2 separate regions of the Homo sapiens genome follow, and region 1 is linked to region 2. A link is a loop called in an ENCODE intact Hi-C map of the cell type or tissue named here. Cell type or tissue: heart right ventricle. All regions are shown on one strand.

The links. Hi-C counts contacts between places; a loop is a spot of excess contacts. Peaks named below come from ENCODE experiments on the same cell type or tissue, not always from the same donor. Only the 100,000 strongest peaks of a DNase experiment are listed, where the experiment ranks them.
Region 1: a loop joins it to region 2, with 4 times the contacts of the local background. A loop is called at or near these places in 2 of 110 quality-filtered maps.

The regions. Positions count from the first base shown.
Region 1 is chr17:11,809,873-11,817,872 of GRCh38, reverse strand. It overlaps DNAH9 (dynein axonemal heavy chain 9), which reads right to left. Exons shown (of 69, transcript NM_001372.4): 45 at 7,504-7,627. Among named protein-coding and RNA genes, the nearest start is that of ZNF18, 180 kb to the left of the region's middle. In heart right ventricle, no CTCF peak of the experiment used is centred here; a DNase peak (open chromatin) is centred at 4,899.
Region 2 is chr17:11,877,283-11,885,282 of GRCh38, reverse strand. DNAH9 (dynein axonemal heavy chain 9) reads right to left here. Exons shown (of 69, transcript NM_001372.4): 54 at 5,083-5,205; 55 at 3,870-4,074; 56 at 1,533-1,697. It overlaps LOC101928350 (a long non-coding RNA gene), which reads left to right and starts at 88. Exons shown (of 3, transcript NR_188181.1): 1 at 88-312. In heart right ventricle, a CTCF peak has its summit at 4,368 (motif pointing right); no DNase peak of the experiment used is centred here.

The sequences.
Region 1 (8,000 bases), 67 kb after region 2:
GAAAGTGATCATTTACTGTTTTCTCTTAATTGTACCAACTTATTTAATTTCTATTCTTTGAGATAGTTAATGACATGCATATAAAATTCCTGTACTATAATTTGTCAAAATCAAGATCTTACTAATAGAATGACTCATTTCAGCCTCTTCTGATAAAAATAGGAGTGAAGGAAAACCGCTAAGAAAATAAAATATTTAGCATGTGTTGAAAGTTTAAATAATAATATTTAATGGAATGTGGAAATTATGTGAAGTTCAAATTTTATTGTTCATAAATAAGATTTAATTGACCATAGCCATGATCATTAGGTATTATCTATGGCTATTTTTGCCCTACAAGGACAGAGCTGAGTATTTGTGACAGAGACTGTATGATATGCAAAGCCTAAAATGTTTACTTCCTGACACTTTATAGAAAAAACTTGATGACCCTGGTTTATTAATACTCTTAATTCCAAGACGTTGAAAGCACCTGGGCCACTTAGAGACATTTTCCGTGCTCAAATGATGGTGGTATTTGTCACAATATCCAAGATCCCTAGAACCTTTAAGAAGAAGACCATCGGATGGAATATCTGGAGATAAACACCTCTGAATAGGGAACAAAATTTGCATTTTCATATTTGTTCCTATAATTCCTTCTTGACAATATTCTCGTCACTTGTTTTGTGATGTAGGTAGTCATGCTGGAAGCAGGAAACTGAACTGCCAGAGGGGATTTTGTGATGTGAACAGGGGCAGAGGCTATTTAAATATTTGAGAAGTTTCCTCCTGAGACCTAAAGTTCGGAAACATTATTATTATTATTTTTTTTTTTGAGACGGCTCGCTCTGCCACCCAGGCTGGAATGCAGTGGCGCGATCTCGGCTCACTGCAAGCTCTGCCTCCTGGGTTCACGCCATTCTCCTGCCTCAGCCTCCAGAGTAGCTGGGATTACAGGTGCCTGCCACCACACCCGGCTAATTTTTTGTATTTGTAGTAGATACGAGGTTTCACCGAAAGTTGGGAAACACTATTTGTAACTCCAAGTACTTTCAGGCTTCATGCAGTACTTGGAGTTAGAAATAGTATTGAAATATTCTAATAGTTTGGAAGCCAGACTATTCACCATCTTCTGCCATCTTCTGTATGTTAGTATGGGACTCCTTAAAGGCCACAGCTGCTTTTCAGGAAAGAGATCCTGATAATTTAACGTGGTTTAGTTAGTTGGACTTTGGTGATAAAAAGGGTGAAGCTAAGGGCTAGATTCTAAACTTCACACTGGTGTGAGGACTTTGACCCTATCTAGACCTGATAGTTTAAAAAAAAATTTCCCTATTCTTAAAGGAGAAAACGCAAGTGAGTGTGGTGGCTATTTCAGTACTCTGTCCCTTTGTCTTCACTGCTGGAAAACTTTCCAAAGCACATGTCCAATAGTAGTATTTAATGGCACATCATTCTCATGCTGTTACTTACTTTACTTAAAGAAGTACCTCCTAAATGTCAATTATGGGCTGGGAGATGTATTAAGAGCTGACCGTATAAACGATGAAAAACAAGACTCTGCACAGAGTAATAGGTATATATCAGTGTTGCTGTATTTCCTAAACTGAGAAGTAGCCATTTAATCCTTCTTTTTTTTGTATTTCTGGATTGTTCAATAACGTAAATTAATCAACAGCAAACACAATGGTCTCTCCCTTTCATAAATTTACAATCTCGTTTCAATACAGTGGTGGTACGTGCAGCTATCGAGTGCTGTAGGAATATGGGGAACTCATTCCTAAGAGTGACAGTGGATCTGTCTCTAGATTTTCTAGAGAGGGAACGCCTAAGGTAAGTCTTCTACTGTGGGTAGAAGTTAATCCAGACAAAGAAGGGCATGAGGTTCAAAAGGAACAGCATAAGCAATTAAGGATGTCAGCAAGTAGCACAGTGTGTTACCTTAAGGAATTAGGAATCACTAGATCACAAGATGGGAAGTGAGACTAGCAAGGAAGGAAGGAAACAGGACAAAGAAGCTTGGAGTTCATTCTGCAACCAGTTGGGAACTAATAAAAAAATTACAGTGTTTTTGTTTGTTTGTTTTCTTTTTTCTTTTTTTGGAGACATGGTCTTGCTCTGTCAGCCAGGCTGGATTGCAATGGCACAATCACAACTCATTGCAGCCTCAAGCTCCTGGGCACAAGCGATCTTCCCACCTTAGCCTCCCGAGTTGCTGGGACCTGAGGTGCGCTCCATCAAGCCCCGATACTCTTTGTACTTTTCATAGAGATAAGGTTTTGCCATGTTGCCCAGGTTGGCCTTGAACTCTGGGGCTCAAGTGACCCGCCCATCTTGGCCTCCCAAAGTGCTGGGATTACAGGTGTAAGCCACTGCTCCTGGCCAGGAATTATAGTTGAGATAGACCCTTTTGCAAGGAGTGAGGAGAATGGATTGGAGTGGGGATAGCATGGGAAGTAGAGAGATAAGTTAAGGAGTGTTGGCGTTTGTCAAGGCAAAAGAAGGCAAAACCAGTGGTAGTGAGGATAGAGAAGATACGGATTCAGAAATAGATAAGGGGAAAATTGGTGGCAATAGATTATCTCTTGGACATAGGTGGTAAGGGAGAGGTTAGCAATATAGGGAATCCACAGAACACAAAGTCTCTTGAGTAACTTGTATAGGACTTCAGTTCCACAAGAAAAAAAAAAACAGTTTATTACCACAAAAGGAAAAGAAAAGTCTGATTGCTCATGCTTCTTTTTGCATTGCTCTTTGGGAGTTTCTGTTTTGCAGCTGGAGAACCAAACCGGTCCTGGTTTAAAGTTCCACTGTCTGTGGTTTGAGGGCACAGCCAGTGAGCAGATCTAATGAGTCCACTAAGTATGTCTTAGAGGATCAGTGCATGCTTGATGGTTGCTTTTTTGCCCCAACTTTATTGTTTTTTTTTTCTTTCTAGGGAAACTGGGCCAGAATTCAATTTATTTAACAGCATAGATGGCTCCTCAGGAAGTCCAGTTCCAGACGGCCACCAGAGGAGAACAATCCAATGCCAAGTCTGTTATAAACACTTCCGGGCTCTGCATTCTCATAGGATGTGTGTTGAACACTAACATGTCAACCCTAGCTCTAATCCTAAAGCACCTAGGATATGAGGTGGATCTTTTTATGTTCTAGATCCTAAGAGGAGATTTGGCCCACAGATATATAAAAAGAACAGTTTGGTTTAGAGATAAAGAAGAATATGACTTTAGAAGAGAGGGACCCCATTGGTTATAAACTCTTCCATGAGACTGCACAGAGGTTACATGTTATTCATCTTTGAGCACAGTACCTAGTGACTGAGCATGCACACTTAGTAAATGATTATTGAATATATGAATACATAGAAAGTCATCTAGCCTGGGACAGGAAAATGAATTATAATTTTGAATAAAACAATTCAGCCTTTTGGAAAGCAAAAGGAAAATCCTAACATAGGATTCCAAAATAAAATAAAATACAAAATCTGTCATAGCTAGGGGTGGAAGAAACATCACACTTGGAGCTGACTAGGTTTTCTTAGCTGGTTAGTGCTAACTGGCAGGGGCACCAGAGTAAAATGGGCCTTCTGGAAGGCTGGAAAGCTGGAGGAAGAGGTGTTTTCCTGGAAAGCCAGGGAATAATTCTGATTTTTTTTCCCTCTAAATTAGAGTGGGGACTTGCTGAAGTTGAGTTTAAGTGAAGGTCAAAAAGAGAACAAGTTTTGTAAGAATTCCTTAAATGCCTGGGTTTGATGATCAGTGCACATTCCTCAGGAATTATTATAGCAGGTCAATAAGAACATAGCCAGTAATGAACCTTTCAGATCCAGCAAGGACTCACATTTCATGCACAGTTTCACCAGCAGTTGCATGACCCCTATCAAGGACCCCAGCAGCCAAGGGAAGTGACTCAAATATGTGGTTCATCTGCTCTTACCCTGGGCAGCCACTCTAGTTCTTATACAGTTATGTATCTTTTGCTAATTAAACCAGGAACCTAATTTAATATTTTTGCTTTGTGTGTAAGATTTCTTCATGTCCATCTATAATCCATCTGAGATACAACTGGCATAAAGATGGGTTCTGAAATGCTGTAGTTCGTGTCAGAAGTAGATTCATAAGCCAAATTACTATCATGGTTTGATTTTAGAAATGGTGTCAGGAAAACAAGAAATGAAATGGTGAGATAAAGAAGTGTGAGAGGAAACTCCGCCCAGGGCATGAGATCATTGGTTTTCCAAGGGAGATGTTTTTGGGAGAGAACTGCATTCACTATACCTTTATATCCAACCTCGTAGGACTTGTACATAACTACAGAGGGATGAGTGAATTGCAAGGTTGTCTAAGTTATGGTTTCCTAGTCCCTACTATGTTATCCAAGGGTGGAGTCATTGCATAACCCCACAAAGTTGAAAAAGTTGGGAGATAATGAGGTTCTGCGTCATCCCCGCAGCTTTGGCTGAACTGGCAGTCGGTTACTTTCTGGCCAGAAATTACTTATTTGATAGGGAAAATTAGAACCAAGATATACTCTAATTCTCCCTGTTGAAATGGTTAAGAAAAAAAGGGGGTGGGTTAGAAGACAAAAGTGTTCATCTTAACTGTATCTCCACTTGAATATGTATACACAAATTTTACCTTTTTTTTTTTCCTTAAAGAATATATAGAAGCCTTAAAATGGGGCCTAAAACTCCATGACTTTGGAACCGGCTGATTGCATTTTCACTGGGAGGGCTTTAGAAATTCGTTTGCACTTGAAAAAAAGTTGTGTTCTAAATGAAAAATTATCAATACTTAATTGAGGAATAAAATTTCAATTGGTAAAAATGTGACAACTCTGTGTCTCAGATGTTATTTTAGGAAAAGGTGACCTGGCTGGATTAGAGCCAATTGAAATACAATGGTGTGAGGCTGGCAACACGCCCGACATCTCTAAAGCTGTATTCTCTCAGACTGATTTTGAAATTAGGCTTTAGGGTAGCTTTGGGGTAGGAGGGAAGTTGGATCCTTCTCTCATTATTTAGTAAAATAATAAAAGATGAGGCTATGTTGTAGATTAAACACTATTGCAGAAGGTGATGAGATGTTAAAGAGATTGCATTTAAGAAAGGAAAAAATTGTGGCATTGGAGGAGAAAAGGTGTAAGAGTTGGTAGGCAAACTCTCTGATATAAAGCTAACTTGAACAGGGCAGGGAGGGAAGGGAATGAGGGTGGTATGAGTGCAAGGCTAGCAGCCAGCACAGTGAGGAAACCTGGGACATCGATCTCACCTGAAAGAAGCCAAAGGTTGCTCACAATGCCTGCTAGTACATGCTCTGGACCAGGGACCAGTGGCTCTTCATGAAAATGACAGCATGATGGCATGGGGTGCAATGCCACAAAATATGAAGCAGACAATGATTCCAAAGCCAGGAACTTCCTGGAGGTTGTCAGGAACTATCCTAAAATATATTACTTACAATATATAGTAGATAGACTATATACTACTATATCTATATATACTAGATAGACTATGGAGAAAGGTACTTGTGACCATGGTCCTTGGACCTTATAAACTAAACATTATTTAATCAGAGCCAGGGAATGGAGTGTGGAGAGAGAGAAGGCTTTTGAGATGCTGGAAGTCTGGAGGCAGAAATTTTGTTCAGGAACATTTGTACACTGACTGTTTTCTCAATTGAGATGAAGAGGTGGTTTTGTAGATGCTGCATTTGGTTTAAGAGCCAAGAAAGCGTATTCTTTCTTTAATATAAACATGCACATATTTATATAAATGCATAATTTATGCATTATATTGTCTTATATTCTTGGATGTATGTGTGTATGTATGTGTATATATATATATATATATATATATATATTTTTTTTTTTTTTTTTTTTTTTTTTTTTTTTTTTTTTGAGACAGAGTCTCACTCAGTCACCCAGACTGGAGTGCAGTGGCATGATCTCAGCTCACTGCAACCTGTATCTCCCTGGTTCAAGTGATTCTCCTGCCTCACCCTCCCAAGTAGCTGGGATTACAGGCCTTTTGCAGTCTCAGTCTCGCGCTTGCATCAGAAGAGCATTGGAGATATTGGTTCTGAGCAGGACAGAGCATATCTGTAACAGTGTCCAGGAACAATATACCTTTGACGGAAGATGCTTATTGCCAGATTATTGGGATTTCTCCAAATATGAAAGACTTCGTCCTAGGTAGAGACGAGGTAGGAAATATAAAAAGCAATGATGGGTAAGACAGATAAACCAGGTCATACCCACTCTGGGGTGATGGACAGCTGAGGTTGGAGTGATGAGACTGAAAGGAGGAAGAGTCAGCTGAATGCTGGGTCAACAGCAGGGATGTGACCACCAGGTTCCACTATCAGTTACCTATGGCCTCCATATCTCTGGTTGGGGGCATGAGAGTTTGTAAAGTAATTACGGTAGAGCTGCCACTGCCCTGGATAAGAGAGCTGGGGAGACAGACCCAACTTACATCAAGAGAATAGGTCAGAGGATGGGATCCAGCATACTGATCTCTTCTCCCTGCCTCTTTATCTCGTTTTATAACCTTTTTCTTTTTTTTTTTTTAAATTGAGACGGAGTCTCGCTCTGTCGCCCAGGCTGGAGTGCGGTGGCATGATCTCAGCTCACTGCAACCTCCGCCTTCCAGGTTCAAGCGATTCTCCTGCCTCAGCCTCCCAAGTAGCTGGGACTACAGGTGCACACCACCACACACAGCTAATTTTTGTATTTTTAGTAGAGATGGCATTTCACCATTCTGGCCAGGCTAGTCTTGAACTACTGACCTCAGGTGAGCCACCCACCTTGGCCTCCCAAAGTGCTGGGATTACAGACGTGAGTTTTCACTTTGTGGGGGATTGTTGGTATACGTACTGAATTCCTAAATAAAGAAGGACAATAAAATAGCAATAGCAAGCATTGAGCTTTCCATTGAAGTCCTATCTTGCACAGACAGCGTCACAGGCCACTTCACACTCTCTGTCAAGTTTTTTGGGGACCAAGGAAAACTATGTGGAACTTCCACTTTGCTCTCATGAGGTTGTAAATCACTAGTTAATTACATTGGTAACCTCATCTTGCCCTACTGTGTAAGTTTTACGCGTGCATGCTCATGCTCTCTTTTTGTGTATCTTCCTGCCAATGCCTGAGCTTCCTCAAGTACTACACACATTCTAGTTTCTCTTTGATTTGGATACAGAGAGGGAACAGCACCTTCTCTCCACAGCACATCACCAAGCTCTTAACCCTCTCTTCTTCCCATCATCAGGTCTAGTCCCACTAAGAGAGCTCCACGATTACTGTCTGTTTTGCAATGAAATAAGAATGAAAGAGCCAGGATAGCAGGCCCAGCATCAATGCTGAGAAGGACCTCAATGAACCAGTCCTTGGCTGTGTCAGTTTTCTTCCTCATTACTATGACCTTACTCTTCCCACCCTGGACGAAATCTTCACCTTTGTATAACTCTGATTCCAGGGGGAATTTATCAGTGACACCAAGTGCAAGGAATCTCTTACCAGATGCCAAAAGATCATTGATGAGCACAAGGAACCTCTCATCAGCCACTTGGGCATCAGTCATGAGAAACACTGTGTTGAGATTCTTCACTCCAGCTTTCAGACACAGGCTGGCCAGGTCCATCTGTAGGAATGGTCAATATCAGAAATCTCTGAAAAGAAGGCCTCCTTGAAAGAGAACTCCAACCCATTCTTTAGAAATGGAACCGTTTTCTTCTCTGCTTGAATGGGAATTAAAGTAAGGTGACAATGGGAAGCTGGGGGAGGGCTATCTTGCACTGACAGGCAGGAAACTATGCCTCATTCCCAGGCTTTGGTGCCAATAAAGGTGGGCAAGAGAAATTACATAGCAATGGCCTCTAATTCATACAACCATGCTAGCTCCTGTACCTCTCTTACACTGATTTAGAAATTAGGCTTTAGGGTAAAGCTTCTGGAGCTCCTGCTTTGTGCAAAGAGGTTACAGCTTTCCAAAGCCCAAAGGTGGTCCCCCATTT
Region 2 (8,000 bases):
TCTCACCCAATGTGGGTTGAGTGTTCCTCCTTTGTGTGTTCACTGATCCCTGTGCTTTCTTGGCCTCAGCCCTCAGCCCTGTTTTGTAACTGCCTGTTTACTTGTCTTTCTTCCTTAGAGGGCCAGGCCCTAAAAGCCTAGGATTATAGCAAATTTCTTGCTGTATCTCCAACTTTCATCATGGATCTTAGAATACAGTGGCCTTCAAGTAAGTGTTCATGAGATGAATAAATGAGAAAGAGAGAGAAGACAAAAAGAAACTGAACAACAAAAGGAAAAAGAAAGCTTCATACAACCCTCGGCACACAGCAGGTACTCAATAAGTGTTCATTGATTTTAAAGAAAAAGATAAAAAAAAAACAGATGAAGAGGTGGGGAGAAGAGATCAGTATGCTGCATCCCATCCTCTGACCTACTCTCTTGATGTAAGTTGGGTCTGTCTCCCCAGCTCTCTTATCCAGGGCAGTGGCAGCTCTACCGTAATTACTTTACAAACTCTCATGCCCCCAACCAGAGATACGGAGGCCATAGGTAACTGATAGTGGAACCTGGTGGTCACATCCCTGCTGTTGACCCAATGTTCGGCTGACTCTTCCTCCTTTCAATCTCATCACTCCAACCTCAACTGTCCCTCACCCCAGAGTGGGTATGACCTGGTTTATCTGTCTTACCCATCATTGCTTTTCATATTTCCTACCTTGTCTCTACCTAGAACGAAGTCTTTCATATTTGGAGAAATCCCAATAATCTGGCAATAAGCATCTTCCGTCAAAGGTATATTGTTCCTGGACACTGTTACAGATATGCTCTGTCCTGCTCAGGGCCAATATCTCCAATGCCCTTCTGATGCAAGCGCGAGACTGAGACTGCAAAAGGCCTTGTTGGAGGTTTGGTGGTATGCTGGAACAGAGCAGGGGTTGGGCCCCTTTCCCATCACACCCCGTCTTCTAGTCCTCACAGGGGGGACCGAGGGCCTTCCAAACATTATAAAATAAAGGAAGCTACACACAGTAGGGCACTGTGTCATCACTTCCCAGGATGATACAGTTTTTGAGAGCTGAGTTTCCTAGGAAGTTATTGAGGTTTTCTCATTAAGATCAGACTTGTGAGATTCTGCGGTCCGGTGGGTTTTGTCAGGATGCAATCATGCCCAAACCAGTTGGCTTTTCCAGCAGTGCGATTCCTTAGCTTCAGGGCAATTCCACACACTATCTGAGGTATCCATTTTGAGCTACCATTCCCTGCACAGAATACCAGGCCCCACAAAGGCTTAAGTGTTCCTCAACTGTGGATGGAGTTAAGACATCAAAAGTATTTTCCAGAAGGTGGGAACTACATAATACAAGATATATGGGGTAGTCACTTCAGGAGTCCTGCCTAGGTAGACTTTCTAGAAGAACCTTGCTAAGACAGAAAAGCCATGTGTTACTTTGACATTTTTCTAAAAGTCAGACTCATTGTCTAAGAGGAGAGAAAATTGTAGGAGGACCCCAGCCTAGGCTGCCTTCCCAGACTAGCCAGAGGAGTTTTACCTTTTTCTCAACTTCGGCAGCAGTCTGCTTGGTGATCTCTAGGTTTTCCACCAGCACTGTTTCTCCCAGGAAGTTCCCAGAGGCGGAGGAGAGGCGAGAGAGAAGACTGTCTTCCAACGTTTTCAGGGTAATTTTGAATCCATTCTGCTGCTTTGTGAGATCGGACTGCAAATATCAAGCAAGAGACAGTCAGGTGCAGATGCCCAGGGCATCCTGCTCTAAGGATGTGTCTGAATAGGGCGAGAGTCCCTTGCCTTAAAGATAGTAAAGTGGAGGCAGAATGGCAAAGAGCTTCAGACCATGAGCAGGAGACAAGGAGTCAAATTGGTGCCCAACTGTACAATATTCTGGGCACATGACCTTGAGCCAGTTTACCCTCTTTACTCTTCTGTAATCCCAGTCCCAACTTTTAGGATTTCTGTGCTATGCTTAATGCACAATGGGCAACACACTGCATTATCAGTGTTCACTAAACGGAGCTTATTTGTGTAACTAGAGGGTTAGGGTCCAGTTTTAGTTCTCTGGAGAGTTCTCTCTATTACCAATTTACTTTAATGAACAACTCTCCTATGGCTTACTTAAAAAAAAATCAGCAGAATCTGTCTTCCAGTTTTAAACTGTGTAAAACCATGGCAGACTGTGTAAAAGCTTCCTCGAGGCTGGAGTGGGGTGCTGGTATCCAAGTGGATCTCATCTCTTCCTCTCTTTATGCTCCATATCCTAAAGCACTAACTTCAGGCAGCTGTAGTGTCTTTGCCCTTGTACAGCCTTTGGATTCGTGGGAAGAACAACCTTCCTGTTGGAGGTTCCAACCACAGCCACCCTGACCTTTCTTGTTTCTTAAAACCACATATCTTGATCCTGCCTTAAGACCAGGATTTGCTGTTCTCTGTGCTGGGAATGCTCTATGCCCAGAGGCTTTACAATTATTTAGGAATTAGCTCAGATGCCAACTCCTCACCGAATCTTTTTCTGACCACCACTGTTTAAATTTGCCCTCTGGCTTTCCAGTATTACCCTGTTTTATTTTCTTAAAAATTCTTATCACTATCTGAATGGCATTGTTCATTTGTTTACGTTGCTGTTTTCTGTGTTCCTCCACTAGAGTGTAGATTCCATGAAGGCTGGGACATGGTTTTCTTTGTTCACTGCTGAATCCTCCATACCTCAAATCCTGCCTGTTACAGAGGTGGTGCTCCCTAGGTATCTGTTCAATGAATGAATGATTGCAGGAAGCGGAGTCCCAGGGAGCCCTGAACTCAATCTCTCATGCACTGGAATTCCACCTACCGACCCCGCCATATTGTATAATCTAATCACATTTAAAGAGAGGACAAAAAGCACGTTATCTGCTGTGGATTGAATTGTGTTGTCCTAAAAGTCCTATGTTGAAGCCTTAACTCCCCCATGTGACTATATTGGAGATGTGGCCTTTAAGGAGGTAATTAAGGTTAAATGAGGTCATCAGGGTGGAGCCATGGCTTTCTTTATGTGCAAAGAAGAGGTCATGTGAGGTCACAGTGAGAAGGCCGCTGCCTCCAAGGCAGGAAAAGAGGCCTCACCAAAAACCAACATGATCGCAGACTTCCAACTTCCAGAATTATAGGAGAACAAATATGTGTTATTTAAGCCACCCCGTCTATGGTATTTTGTTATGGCAGCCCAAGCTAAGACATGACCCTAACACTGTTGGACCTAGTTCTGTTACCCTTGTAGAATTTCATTCCGCTTAGTTCTGGCACGTGGACCTGTGTGATCAGCAGCACTCATGTTCATGCCAGGCTCTGCTCTTGGTCATAGGAGTGTCCAGTCTCCAAGCTGTTTTTTTTTTCTTTTTTTTGAGACAGAACCTCGCCCTATTTCCAGGCTGGAGTGCAGTGGCACGATCTTGGCTCACTGCAACCTCCGTCTCCCGGGTTCAAGAGATTCTCCTGCCTCAGCTTCCCGAGTAGCTAGGACTACAGGCTAGCGCCACCATGCCCAGTTAATTTTAATATTTATTTTTTAGTAGAGATGGGGTTTCACCATGTTGGCCAGGCTGGTCTCGAACTACCGACCTCATGATCCGCCCACCTTGGCCTCCCAAAGTGCTCAGATTATAGGCATGAGCCACCATGCCCGGCCTTCAAACTGTTTTTGCTTCTGTTCTTCAGCTCACCCATCCTTCTTTCCCCAGTATGGTATTCCCAGGTTGCTACATGGGGTCAGCAGTCTTCCAGAGTCTAGCAGAACCCACCTAACTCAATCCAGGAAAAACAGCCCCCCTCTGCAACCTCTCCCAGAGTGGAGTACACTGCAGGCTCTAGTGGCAGAACATTTTCTCCCTTCTGTCCTCACCTTCAGCTGCTCCAAGTCTGGCCTCTCCATGCTGACCACAGCGGCCAGCAACTGGTCCTCCAGGCCATCCCTGGTCACGGTGAAGTTGATCAGGGTGGCCTGAGCCTGCAGCTCAGGCTGGTAGTGAGGATTAGCCAGCTTGGTGTGGAGGATGAGCCGGAACTTGGGATTGTATTCACATTCTTTGTCTCCAATTTTAATGAATCTGGAACATAAAGGCTCATGTGAAGGTAAGGTGCCTTCCTGCAAAATTTGGTTGGGGTCAGAATTTGAGATTTTTTTCAAACAATATTGCTATATTCAGATGGATTCCTCCTATGTCTAGGATGAGCCCTGGGATTCTTTTTTGCACTAATGTTGGGAACAGGTGTGGAGGGGGATAGATGTTTTCCCATGGCCACCATGTTTGGTTCTGTACTGTGCAACTCTAGGAAGAGCCATGCCTGTTGTGTCAATGTAGATTAGTACATTATGAACAATTTCCAGCAGATGGCAGTGAAGTGTCTGGAGGAAGGTGAACCACCTTGCAGTTTCCACAAACGTGCTTTATACGCCAGCAATAGGGCTTACTTTTCCTCATGGCTGACATGGGAATGACATCTATGGGTGAAAATGATTAACCAAGTAAACGAGCACGACTTGAGGACAGTAAAGGCAACGATGGCCCCAGCAGTGGGTGAGGCTCCTGAGTCAAGCACCCCTTCATGATAATTACTCTGCCCTTCATACGAACCCATTGCCCGTCTCCTTCCTCTCTTTTCCTCTCCACACCACCCCCTGCTTTGCCTTGTGCTTGCTAAGCCCTCATCATGAGCCAGCACTCAAAGCAGCAGAGACTCATTAAATTGACAAGGAACCGAGTTGTCAGAATTCAGATGACTGGCTTGTATAAGATGCTCGTACTTAAAAGTCAGTCTGCTTTTTGACCGATTTCCTTCTCAAGTTTTTCCAAAATTGTGCACTGTGGCCATTTAGAAGGAAGTCAGTTGGGACACTGGCTGATGGAAGCAAAGTTTCTCCAGGAAACTTTCTCTAGGAAACAAAGGCCACTAAATAGACCTCTGCTGGAAGAAAGAAAGGTGGATGTGCTGCAGGGAGCTACTTGACATGAACTGAAGAGAGGAAATTCTAGGAAGAGCAGACCTCTTCATGATTCTAACCAGGGCCATGAACCAGCTCCCCCCGAAGGGTCAGCAACACAGCTGAGTCTTACCGTCCTTTTTTAATGACTTCTCTCCCAAGCAGGGGTCCCAGAACAGGATCAATGGACTCCTCTAGATTTTCAATCAGCACCACAGCTCCAGCTTCCAGGGCCTGCTCTATGATTTGAAGGTAGCTAGGGAAACAAGTATGAGTCCGGGAGTATGAGACTGTGGCAAGCTATGGAGTTGAGACCATTTAATGAGACAAGCGTGACCTCTAAGACATGGTGGTATAGTTGGAGGCACAGCTATTTGGAATGTTTTCAGTGGCCACATTTCTTCCCTATGTAAAGTGATATTTATGTGATTCTATACACTTTTAGAAATAGGGAGAAATTATAAAATACAAAAAAGATAATGAAAACCATAATGTGTCTTCAACGTTTTGGTGTATACTACGTATATTTGAATATATTATATTGTCAAGTTTAGCTTTGAGAGTATTAGATTCATATGGTGTTTTGTTTTATAACCTGTTTTTTTTTACAGAAAATATATTGTAATCACTTCACCATGTCATTAAACATCCTTCCATGTAATTTTAAATGACTGGGTATTAGGCCATATTGATACACCTTAATTTATCAATCAATTAACAAAGATTTAGGTTACTTTTAACTTTTCAGTGTTATGTAGAGTTTAATAAATATGTAAATAGCTTGATTTTCTTAAAGTCAATTTATAAAACTGATATAATACAACTCAAACAAAGAATAACAATAATTTATAAGACTGATATAATACAACTCAAACAAAGAATAACAGTAAAACTTTATGGAACTCAACCAAAGATCTTAAAGTTAACCTAAAAGAATACAGTGAGGCTGGCAAGGAGAAAACCAATAAAGAAGAAGAGGAGGGAGTCATTATCTAATACTACATATTTTATATATATCAACAATATAGATGTGTAGAAAGAAGGCTTAAAGGACAGCATATACCAATAAGTTAGCAGTGTTTTTGAAAGATGAATTATAGAAGTTTTTATTTCTTTGTTTTTTATGATAACTCCTACCCCGCCCTCTCATTTTTCTTTACAGTGATGATACATTACTTTTGTAATGGGAAACACCACAATAAATGTTACTAAATATAAAAGTAAATAAGAGCTGGTGTAGTATTAGATACATAGAAAAGAATAATGACCCTATTTAATAAAATAATTTAATATATAGTAAAATGACATGTCTAATTAATTGAGGAAAGAATGGAAAATTTAATATTTGGTATTGAAACAATAGCTAACCACTTGGAAAATTAGTCTGTACCACATATAATAGCTTAAACTATATTTAAATTGATTGGATTTCCATGTAAAAAGAAAACTCAAAAAACTTAAAAATGGGCCAGGCCTGGTGGCTCATGCCTGTAACCCAGAACTTTGGGAGGCCAAGGTGGGATGATTGCTTGAGGCCAGGAGATTGAGACCAGGAGTTTGAGACCAGCCTGGGCAATATGGTGAGACACCCTCTCTACAAAAATCCAAAAATTAGCAGGGCATGGTGTTGCACATCTGTAGTTCCAGCTACCTGGGAGGCTAAGGTGGAAGGACTGCTTGAACCCCGGAGGTCGAGGCTGCAGGGAGCCATGATTTCACCACTGTACTCCAGCCTGGGTGACAGAGTAAGACCCTGTCTTAAAACAAACAAACAAACAAACAAACAAAAAAACTAAAAACTAAAAATGTAGGTGAATATTTTAAAAATTCTTGGAGAGAAAAGACTCCTCTAGGCATCACTTATAGAATAAATGGCTGACAAATCTGATCAAATAAAAAACTAAAATAAAATGAACTGTAGTAGGTAAAACCTCACAAAAGTAAATTAAAAGACAAATGAGACGAACAAATTTTCATTCATATGAAGAAAGAAGACTATACATATTACATATAATGCAACATTTGTATTCAAATAATATACAACAAATCTAGAAAACCATTCAACAGGAAAGTAGTTAATGGACATGAACTAAGAATTAATTGAACATATTTATTAAGGGCCTACAATGCATTCGGCAGTGTTTTAGACACTAGGGACACTGCAATGAGCAAAAAGAACATACACCTGTCTAAAATGCATTGTTAGTCAGCTGGAAAAGAATATTTTAATTAAAGTTTCGGGAGAAGGCCAGGGTTGGATTACTATGTGACTAAAGATGCAAATAAAAATATATCATATTGGCCGGGCGCGGTGGTTCATGTCTGTAATCCCAGCACTTTGGAAGGCTGAGGCAGGTGGATTACCTGAGGTCAGGAGTTCAAGACCACTGGGCAATATGGTGAAACCCTGTCTCTACAAAAAATACAAAATATTAGCCAGGCATAGTGGCACACGCCTGTGATCCCAGCTACTCGGAAGGCTGAGGCAGGAGAATAGCTTCAACCCAGGAGGTGGAGGTTGCAGTGAGCCGAGATAGCGCCACTATATCTATCTATATATATCATAGCATGCCTTGGCATTCACTTCTCAACAAAGTTTGCTCTATAAGATGGATGCATTTATAATATTTAATGTTTGACTTGGTTAACTATTATTTTTAACATCATGTGTTCAATTTGAACAACCCCGAGTGATCTGGACCTTAGTGCGTGCATGCTTGGGACACGTGGCCAGAGCAACAAAGCTCACTTTGAGTGGCTGTTTGCTGGAGTGGATAAATCTTAGGTTTCTAAGTGAGGATGACCCAGCTTCAAATACTGCCACCATTACTTTTTTTTTTTTTTTTTTTTTTTTTTTTTTAGACAGAGTTTTCGTTCTTGTCCCCCAGGCTGGAGTACAATGGCACGATCTCGGCTCACTGCAACCTCCACCTCCTGGGTTCAAGAGATTCTCCTGCCTCAGCTTCCTGAGTAGCTGGGATTACAGGCGTCTGCTACCACGCCCAGCTAATTTTTGTATTTTTAGTAGAGATGGGATTTCACCATGTTGGC